2 separate regions of the Homo sapiens genome follow, and region 1 is linked to region 2. Evidence: chromatin contacts called from ENCODE Hi-C or POLR2A ChIA-PET data. All regions are on one chromosome and are shown on one strand. Each heading gives the region's core, a stretch centred on a gene start or an enhancer-like site at or near the end of the contact. The rest is flanking DNA. Distances are from core to core; before and after follow the strand shown. Region 1 has its middle 19 kb from the start of CLMP. Region 2 overlaps CLMP (CXADR like cell adhesion molecule).

Region 1 (4,346 bases), core at 1,484-3,983, 39 kb before region 2:
GGAGGCGGAAGTTGCAGTGAGCCGAGATCGCGCCACTGCACTCCAGCCTGGGCGACAGAGCAAGACTCCGTCTCAAAAAAAAAAAAAAAAAAAAGAAAAAGAAAAAAAAAAAGAAACAGCAGCAGCCCCAACTCCCAAGACGGCAGATAAAGGGTCACTCAGTCAACAATTAGTTATGTTAGGAACTTGGTGTGGGACTTTGTGTGGGGTGTTAGAGTTAACAGGACAAGGAAACTCAATAAGCTGGCTCATACACAATTACACGCAGAATTCAGTAACTTTCATATATGAAAACAACAAAAAGATAAAAGGAAACATCTATTTTATACAAACAATACCTGGTAATAAACTTAAGAGTTATGCAAGATGATCAAAATATTAAAATGCTGCCACTAAACTAGATGGGAAACTTGATTAAATGGAAAGGCTTATCATGATTTCTGGTAGCCAAGTGTAGCATTATTAGGAAGCCAATTCTCCCCAACATATCCATAAATGCAATGCACTCTCAATGAAATATCAATTTGTTTTTTGTTTTGTTTTGTTTTAACTAGTCAAGCTGATTCTAGAGTTGACATGGAAAAAGAAACATTAAGTTTTGTCCTGGAAATGTTTTAAAAGAAATATAATAGGGGCGGGACGTGGTGGCTCACACCTGTAATCCCAACACTCTGGGAGGCCGAGGTGGGCAGATCACCTGAGGTCAGGAGTTCAAGACCAGCCTGGCCAACATGGCAAAACCCTATCTCTACTAAAAATACAAAAATTAGCCAGGTGTGTTGGTGTGCGCCTGTAATCCCAGCTACTTAGGAGGCTAACGCAGGAAAATTCCTTGAACTCAGGAGGCGGAGGTTGCAGTGAGCTGAGATCAGCGCCATTGTACTCCAGCCTGGGTGACACAGCGAGACTCCATCTCAAAAAGAAAAAAAAAAAAGGAAAAGAAATATAATAAGGAGAGCACTTGCCTTACCAGATACTAAATATATTCTAAAGTTACATTAACATAAATCATACAGTACTCATGCAATAAACAGACAGATCATGGCATGGGGAGAAAACTTAAAAAACAAACACAAGTACATATGGCAAATTAGTGAATAATCAAGCTGAGATCTCCAATCTGTGGAAAAAGATTATTTTATAGACAGCTTAGGGACAATATGGGAACCATTTGGGAAAAAATAAAGTTGAAATCATATTTTGTATCTAACACCAGAATAAACTCCAAATGAATCAAAGATTTATATGTGAAACATGGGACCATAAACTTACCAAAAGAAACCTGGGAGGGTTCTTTCTCATCATCCCAGTTGGGGAAAACCTTTCTAACTCTGACAGAAAACTAGAAGCCATAGAAAGAAATATTGACAAATTCGACAGCATCAAACAAAAGTCCACATAGTAAAACCACCATAAACAAAGTTTTTTATTTTTTAAAAAAGACAATCTAGGGGAAGATGATATTTACCACTTATATCACAGACTAGTGAGCGAATAGAAAAATTGGCAGTGGATATGAAAAGGCAGTTCCCAGAAAAAGAAATTATTCTCAAATATATTTTAAAAGCTTCATCTCATTATTAACTAAAGAAATGCAAGTAAAAACTATGAGATACCATCTCCCATCTCGAAGTTGAAAAATGTCAAAATACACTCTGTTGTGGTGTTGGCAAGGGCTCTGGAACATTCCCGGCAGAAGTGGAAATAAATTGATACAACCTTGCTGGAGAGTAATTTCTCAAAAACGTCAGAAATTATAAATGTATATGTTCTTTGACCAACCAATTTCATTTCTGGGCATTTATCTCATGTATATATGTATATATCTATATGTGTGTGTATATATATATGTATATATATACATATACACACATGCAAAACTATATATGTACACAGTTATTCAATGCATCATTGCTCATTATATCAAACAATAGTGAACAACTAAATATCTATTAATAAGATCCACTTTGAGGCATTTAGATCATACACACACATAAATAAAATAATGGTTAAATTATGGTAAACCTATCCAGTGGAATAGTATATAGCCATAAAACAATGAGGGAGGTTTTTTTCAGTTTTTTGTTCCTTATGCACTAAAATTCAATAACCTCCAGAATATATTGTTAAGTGAAAGGAGGAAGTTGCAGGACAATGATATGAATATTCGTTCTACTATTTGTAGAAAAAAACAAACAAAAAGAATATATACACATATTTGAAGGTATATGTAAAATTAAATGGTAGAAGTCATACATGTTGTCTTGGAGAAGAAAACTGGGTGCCTGGGATAGTGATGGGAGCGAAATTTTCACTATATACCCTTTGAACTTTTGAATTTGAACCATGCGGATGTATTATCCACTTTTTAAAAATCAGTAAATACAATTTTAAAAGAATTTACAGGATACCAAGAGTGAGAAGACAAGCAAAAATAATAGTTGTGCCTAAAATGCGTAAACATCAGTGCGCAAACAGACTCGGCGTGGGCTCCCGATCAGCAGATGGAAGAGAAAAGTGCGACTTCAGTAGCATAATATGATGGAAGGAGCTTGGAATGCAAAGCTTTCAAAGCATAATTTCCCGAAAAGACTTAAAAACATAATTCTCTTCCAGAATAAAATGAGCACTTGTCAAAGATGTCATTTAATTTATTAATCCATAAAGGGAATCAGTAAGATGGGAAAGCTGACGCCAAGAGCAATTGAGGAAGCAGGGTTTTTATAGCCCGTAGGGAAAGGCGCACCGCAGGAAGTTTTTTAAAGTCAGGGACAAATCTAGTTAATGTTCCACAGGGCAATAAAAGTATAGATTACACTTGCTAATGGACAGAAATCATTTGCTTCCCTACCGGATCCATATCTACAGGTTAACAGGCAACTTCACAGAGCTGAGCCCTTAATTGCAAATAACAAGGTCAGTTGGGATATTTATTATCCTGGAGACAGAATCAACTACACAATTTGCTGGACCCAGTGCAAAAAAAATTCAGAGGCCTTTGTTCAAAAATTTTGAAGAATTTAGGTCGGGCATGGTGGCTCATGCCTGTAATTCTAGCACTTTGGGAGGCTCTGGCAGAGAGATCACTTGAGGTCAGGAGTTCAAGACTAGCCTGGCAAACATTGGTGAAACCCCGTCTCTACTAAAAATACAAAAATTAGCCGGGTGTGGTAGCAGACGCCTGTAACCCCAGCTACTTGGGAGGCTGAGGCAGGAGAATCACTTGAATCTGGGAGGCCGAGGTTGCAGTGAGCCGAAATGGTGCTACTGAACTCCAGCCTGGAAGACAGGAGTGAAACTCTGTCTCAAAAAAAAAAAAAAAAAAAAAGAGAATTTCAAGACAGCAACAGCTGAGCATTAAACAAATGAGGGGCCCCCCTAAACTCAGGGTTCTGAGTTTAGGATAATGATGGCACAGGTTGCATGCCCAGGAAGCTGACTTTGCCTACAGAACTAAATAATCTTTAGAAGAGTTTTTAAACAGTGCCCCAGTGTGACACTGAGAGAACACGCAGTCACTCTCCCCCTTTATTTCCAAGTTTTGGATAATTTTTCTTTAGAGAGTCAAAAGAACCACTTCCTAGTTGTGTGGTTTTGGGCAAGTTACTTAACCTCTGCCATGCTCCATCACTTGGCTGGTAGATGAGAATTATAAATAATCCTTGCCCTGTATAATTCATGGGGTTTTAATGATTACTAAATAAGACAGGCATTTGACAGTTTTGTGCAATAAGTTTTATACAAACCTTTGCAAATGCTTTGTATCAGCATGTAGTTTTGGCATCCCAGCCTGGTATTCTTATAGATTCTCTTTGGAGAGTCAGTTCTCCTAGCTTAGTCGGAGAAATCTTCCTGGGAAAAAAATGACCTTCAATTTCATTGTAAAGAGAAGAAGAGACATGATGTGGTTGTCAGAAGGTGATAGCTTGTCTCAAACATAAGTGACTGTTTGGACAAAAGCTTGGAGAAAGGAAAGGGTGAGCCCATCCCAGGAGACCATGAAATAGCCAGCCTCACGGGCTGACAGGAAATAAGAGATGACCAGTCAGGTGGGCGGAGATCCCAGAACCCTAACAGCTCATCGATCCCCGGGAACATCGGGCAGCTCCCGTCACATTCTCCCCAAATACTCCTAAGGACGGGAGAAAGAAAATACCTCTTTAAATAGGCCACTAGAATTGGGACACGTCTTTAAATTCTTGTGTTTATCTTCATAAATTCATTAAAATTTTACATTCTATTTCATCATATACTCACAATTATTTTAATACTAAAAATAGCAATCCCCCCTGAAAAAAAAGTCTTTGGTAAAATTGAATCCCATCAAGGTGTTCCATAAATCTTCT
Region 2 (4,186 bases), core at 1,480-3,979:
GGGCACAGTGGCTCATGCCTGCAATCTCAGCTATAGTCCAGACTGTATAGAACCTGTCATCCTCCCTTTGCTTCTGGATTCCCATACAACTTTGTAGTTTGATGATTTGTTTTGATCTTGAGGCCCAGAATCCATGTTTACAGCCCTGTTTGGCTTCTTCAGATTCCCATGAACCCCTCATGTGAGTTCAAGAATAAATTTACCATTAAGTCCTTGGGGCTGAAAGATGACGTAAATGTAACCCAAACGTGTTGGTCCTCCAGCTGAGGGTTCCTGATTCAGCAAGGATGAAGTGACCCACCAGAGCCTCCAAGAAGATGCTCAGGAGACAGGAGGCACAGGGCCAATGTCCACTCCCCACCCTCCCATCTGCTTCCTATTGCCTCATTTTTGCTTCCTAAGACCGCACCTCCCAAATACACACTGCATCAAAGGAGCAAAAACACCCCAAAGCAGTGAGGATTTTGAGGGAAGGGCTCTGAATTCAGACAGAAGCCTGCTCTAGGACTGCCTCTAAATGGCCTAAGTACCATCTTTACCCTAAGACTGTCTATATTCCCCTCCATCAAATTAATCTCTGTCTACTCTAAGCTCTCATGAACTTTCTGTTATGGCAACAATCACCCGCACCTGCTACCCTTCAAAATGTGATGATTCACACGTATTCTTTCACTTTCTAGACCATAAGCTCTCTGTAGGCATGGTGCTGATCTGATTCTTCTTTGCATCCTCTGTAGTGGCTAACATGTGGTACTCAGTGGGTACTTGTTGAATGGACAAGTGAATGACCCACTTTGTCCTAAACCTCAAGGCAGGACTTAGAGCTGAGCATAGCACTACCCTTGTGTCTGTCACACCACATGCCACATATAAAGTATTAGTATATGACACCCAAAATGGTGATTCTCTGTGTGTAATATAAATAGAACCAGGGAGATGCATACACTGTCTCCTTCACATGCACTGTTAACTCCAAGCAAAGGTAAGGCTTGGCCTGACAGATTGTCACTGGTAAGGCTGCTTCTGGGGTCAGATATAGCTCCCACCTCCAACAGCCCCAGCTGGTGCTAAGGAGCCAGGAGAGAACAGGCATTCAAAGTGAGAGGGAATAGTTACCAGCATGGGGGTGGAATCTCAGCAACTAGGGTCCCACTGGCTCAGTCTCAACCTTCAAAGGAAGCCTGTGGAGTAGTGGTGCCTGCGGGCCACCAGCCTACCATTTCCCTTCCAGAGATACTCATTCCTTGAACAAAACGCCCAAATGGTTAAGCTTCCTTGGGTCACTCAAAGAGGAATCTTTATACATCAAAGTGTGATTTCAAATACAGACATGCCTAAATGAGTGTTTCTCAATTTTTTTTTTATTTCAGGAACTAGTGTAATTTCAAAAATAAACTTGGGCACAAAATCAGGGGCTCACTTTTAGAATATTATTGACTATAGTTTTAAACCAAAATACAAACTACCATCCTGCTGTTAAAATTATTCCTAAAAAGAAGCAGAATTTCAAAAACAAAGATAAAAAGGCAGTTGGCAACCATTCATGGACAGCTCTCTGTTTCCAATAGCTAACACTTAGTGAGTGCTAAATGTACACTAGACACTATTCTAAGTATTTTAATAACACCTTATTTTATACACATGCAGATTACATCATCTATATTTTTTCTTACTCCCCTGTGAGGCAATGAAAATGTCAAGGACCAGTGGCCTAAGTTTACACTCTAGTGCTAGGGAATGGCTAGCATTTGGTAACTAACTAAAATAAGATTTCTTGAGGCAACTCACAGCTGCAGGAGTCAAAACTTCTATGAATCTTCAAGTTTCCACCTGATGCAAAGGCCAGGATGTGATCTTTCAGAGTGAGCTCTTTCTATGCAGGATCTAGATGACAAACATCTTCCTCTCAAGTTTCTTCAATATATGGAACCCATTGAGTTGACACGGAGACTCATAAGCTTGCAGCCTTTGTCAACCAATGCAATGCCTCAAATAAATAATAATTGAGCCAAAGCTAAAATACTTCAAACTGTATTTTTGCATAAAAGATAAAGGAAAAGCAAGCTGGGCGTGGTGACTCACACCTGTAGTCCCAACTACTCAGGAGGCTGAGGAGGGAGGATCTCTTGAGCCCGTCAGCCTGGGTGATATAGTGAGACCTTGTGATATTCTTTGGCTCTGTGTCCTCACTCAAATCTCATCTCAATTTGTAATCCCCACCTGTCAAGGGAGGGACCCGTAATCCCCACATGTTGAGGGAGGAAGGTGACTGGATCATGGGGTGGTTCCCCCCATGCTGTTCTCATGATAGTGAGTGAGTTCTCGTGAGATCTGTTGGTCTTATAAGTGTTTAGAAGTTCCTTCTTTGCTCTTCTCTCTCTTGCTGCCTTGTGAAGGTGTCTGCTTCCCCTTCCACCGTGATTATTAGTTTCCTGAGGCCTCCCCAGCTACGCAGAACTGTCAATTAAACCTTTCTTTATAAATTACCCAGTCTCAGGGAAGTTCTTTATAGCAGTGTGAAAATGGACTAATACACCCCGTCTCTTAAAAAAAATTTTTTTTAATAAGTCAGGCATGGTGGTGCAGGCCCACAGTCCCGGCTACTAGAGAGACAGAGGCAGGAGGATCACTTGATCTCAGGAGTTTAAGGCTGCACCAAACCGTGATTGCATCACCATACTCCAGCTGGCGTGACAGAACGAGATCTTGTCTCTAAAACACCAAAGAAAAGCTACCACTTTTGCAATAGAGAGCCCCTTTCCCCTCTTTCCTTGCCTCTGCTTCCAAAATACAGGCATTAACATTCCACTAGTATGTTTCACAATGAGCACACACCAGATGGCTTTAATCCAGGGAAGGAATGCTGGGTTGAGTAACAGGGTGATGAATTAAATAACCCTTAGATAACCATTTAAAAAATCCTAAGTGCTTCCTAATTTCTAGATTAAAGAAAATTCATGGGGCCTTAAAAAAGAGAGAATATAAAGGACATTAGGTTGCCACCTCTAGACAGAAGGGCCTTTAGAAGATGGATAGACCAGCAAGGTCAGCCATTGCAAAAGTCTCCCCAGAGACCAGACACATCTTCCAAAGGAGGAAGGAGGCAGCAAGTGGGCAAGTGGGAGGCTCTTTTATTTATTTTTTCAGTGCTTAACAAAACAACTCAAGGAGACCCAATGTCAGGCCTAGATATGAAATATTATATTTTGGGAGATAGAGCTTTAGTGTCCAGATGGAAGAGAAGCTGGATTCAGGATAGGATGTCGCCTAGTCCAGATGATCTTTGCCTATGCCATCCCTTCCCATTAACCATCTTGTTTCCCTGAATAAGAAGGAAGGAAACAATCAGAATTTCCTATTATACATAGTATGAAACAGAACACTTTTAAGCTATTTCCTGTTCCCAAAAGAACTGATGTGGAGGGAGATATGAGGTAGCACAGTGCAGTAGAAGGAGCATGTAATTACGTGTAGGAAGAGCTTGCTCTGAAGGACAATGTCTTGGCCTCTATGTAAGGTGGAAAGGTTAAGGTTAAACTTAAGAAGTTTAAATTTCTAAGCCTGGAATTTTTATTTTTTGTTTTATTAAAAAAAATTTTTTTTGAAACAGGGTCCCACCTGTTGCCCAGGCTGGAATGCAGTAGCGAGATCACAGCTCACTGCTGCCTCAACTTCCCAGACTCAGGTGGTCCTCCCACCTCAGCCTCCCAAGTAGCTGGGACTACAGGTATGCACCACCATGCCCAGCTAATTTTTTGGATTTCTTGTAGAGATGAGATTTCACCATATTGCCCAGGCTGGTCTCGAACTCCTGAGCTCAAGCGATCCACCCACTTTGATCTCCCAAACTGTTGAGATTACAGGTCTGATCCACAGCACTCAGCCCAGGCCTGGAATTTTTTTTTGATGTGGTGAAGGAGTGCGGCATCCTGGACAGAGCTGTTATTTATCAGCTCTGTGATCTTAGGCAAGTCACTTATTCCTGAGCTTCAGTTTCCTCATCTGCAAAACAAGGACACTAACTCCCATTTTACAGAGGAGGATGAGGCTCTTAGAGGTTAAGAAATGTGGCCAAAGTCACAAACTAGTATATACCTTATTGCCAAGCCTGTGCTCTTTTCCTTAATCACCCCAAACCTCAAGATGAGATCATATGCATTAAAATATTTTGTAATGAGCCAGGCAC

Evidence for each region. A loop is a pair of places that touch in the nucleus more often than their neighbours do. ChIA-PET counts read pairs that join two places held with the same protein, here RNA polymerase II (POLR2A).
Region 1: a loop to region 2 is called in a map with no recorded cell type, with 7 times the contacts of the local background. The contact joins two enhancer-like sites. A Hi-C loop is called at or near these places in 1 of 37 single-sample maps with no recorded cell type. POLR2A ChIA-PET finds 5 or more read pairs at or near these places in 6 of 52 experiments (A673, AG04450, Caco-2 and 3 more).

What each region holds. Positions count from the first base shown.
Region 1 is chr11:123,211,883-123,216,228 of GRCh38, reverse strand. No RefSeq gene overlaps it. Among named protein-coding and RNA genes, the nearest start is that of CLMP, 19 kb to the right of the region's middle. Within about 2 kb of position 2,733, at least 2 of the 41 ENCODE cell types and tissues checked have a DNase peak (open chromatin) inside an H3K27ac peak, as active enhancers do; they include A673, where a contact is called at or near this core.
Region 2 is chr11:123,173,499-123,177,684 of GRCh38, reverse strand. All of the region lies in intron 1 of CLMP (CXADR like cell adhesion molecule), which reads left to right. Among named protein-coding and RNA genes, the nearest start is that of CLMP, 20 kb to the left of the region's middle. Within about 2 kb of position 2,729, at least 13 of the 41 ENCODE cell types and tissues checked have a DNase peak (open chromatin) inside an H3K27ac peak, as active enhancers do; they include A673, where a contact is called at or near this core.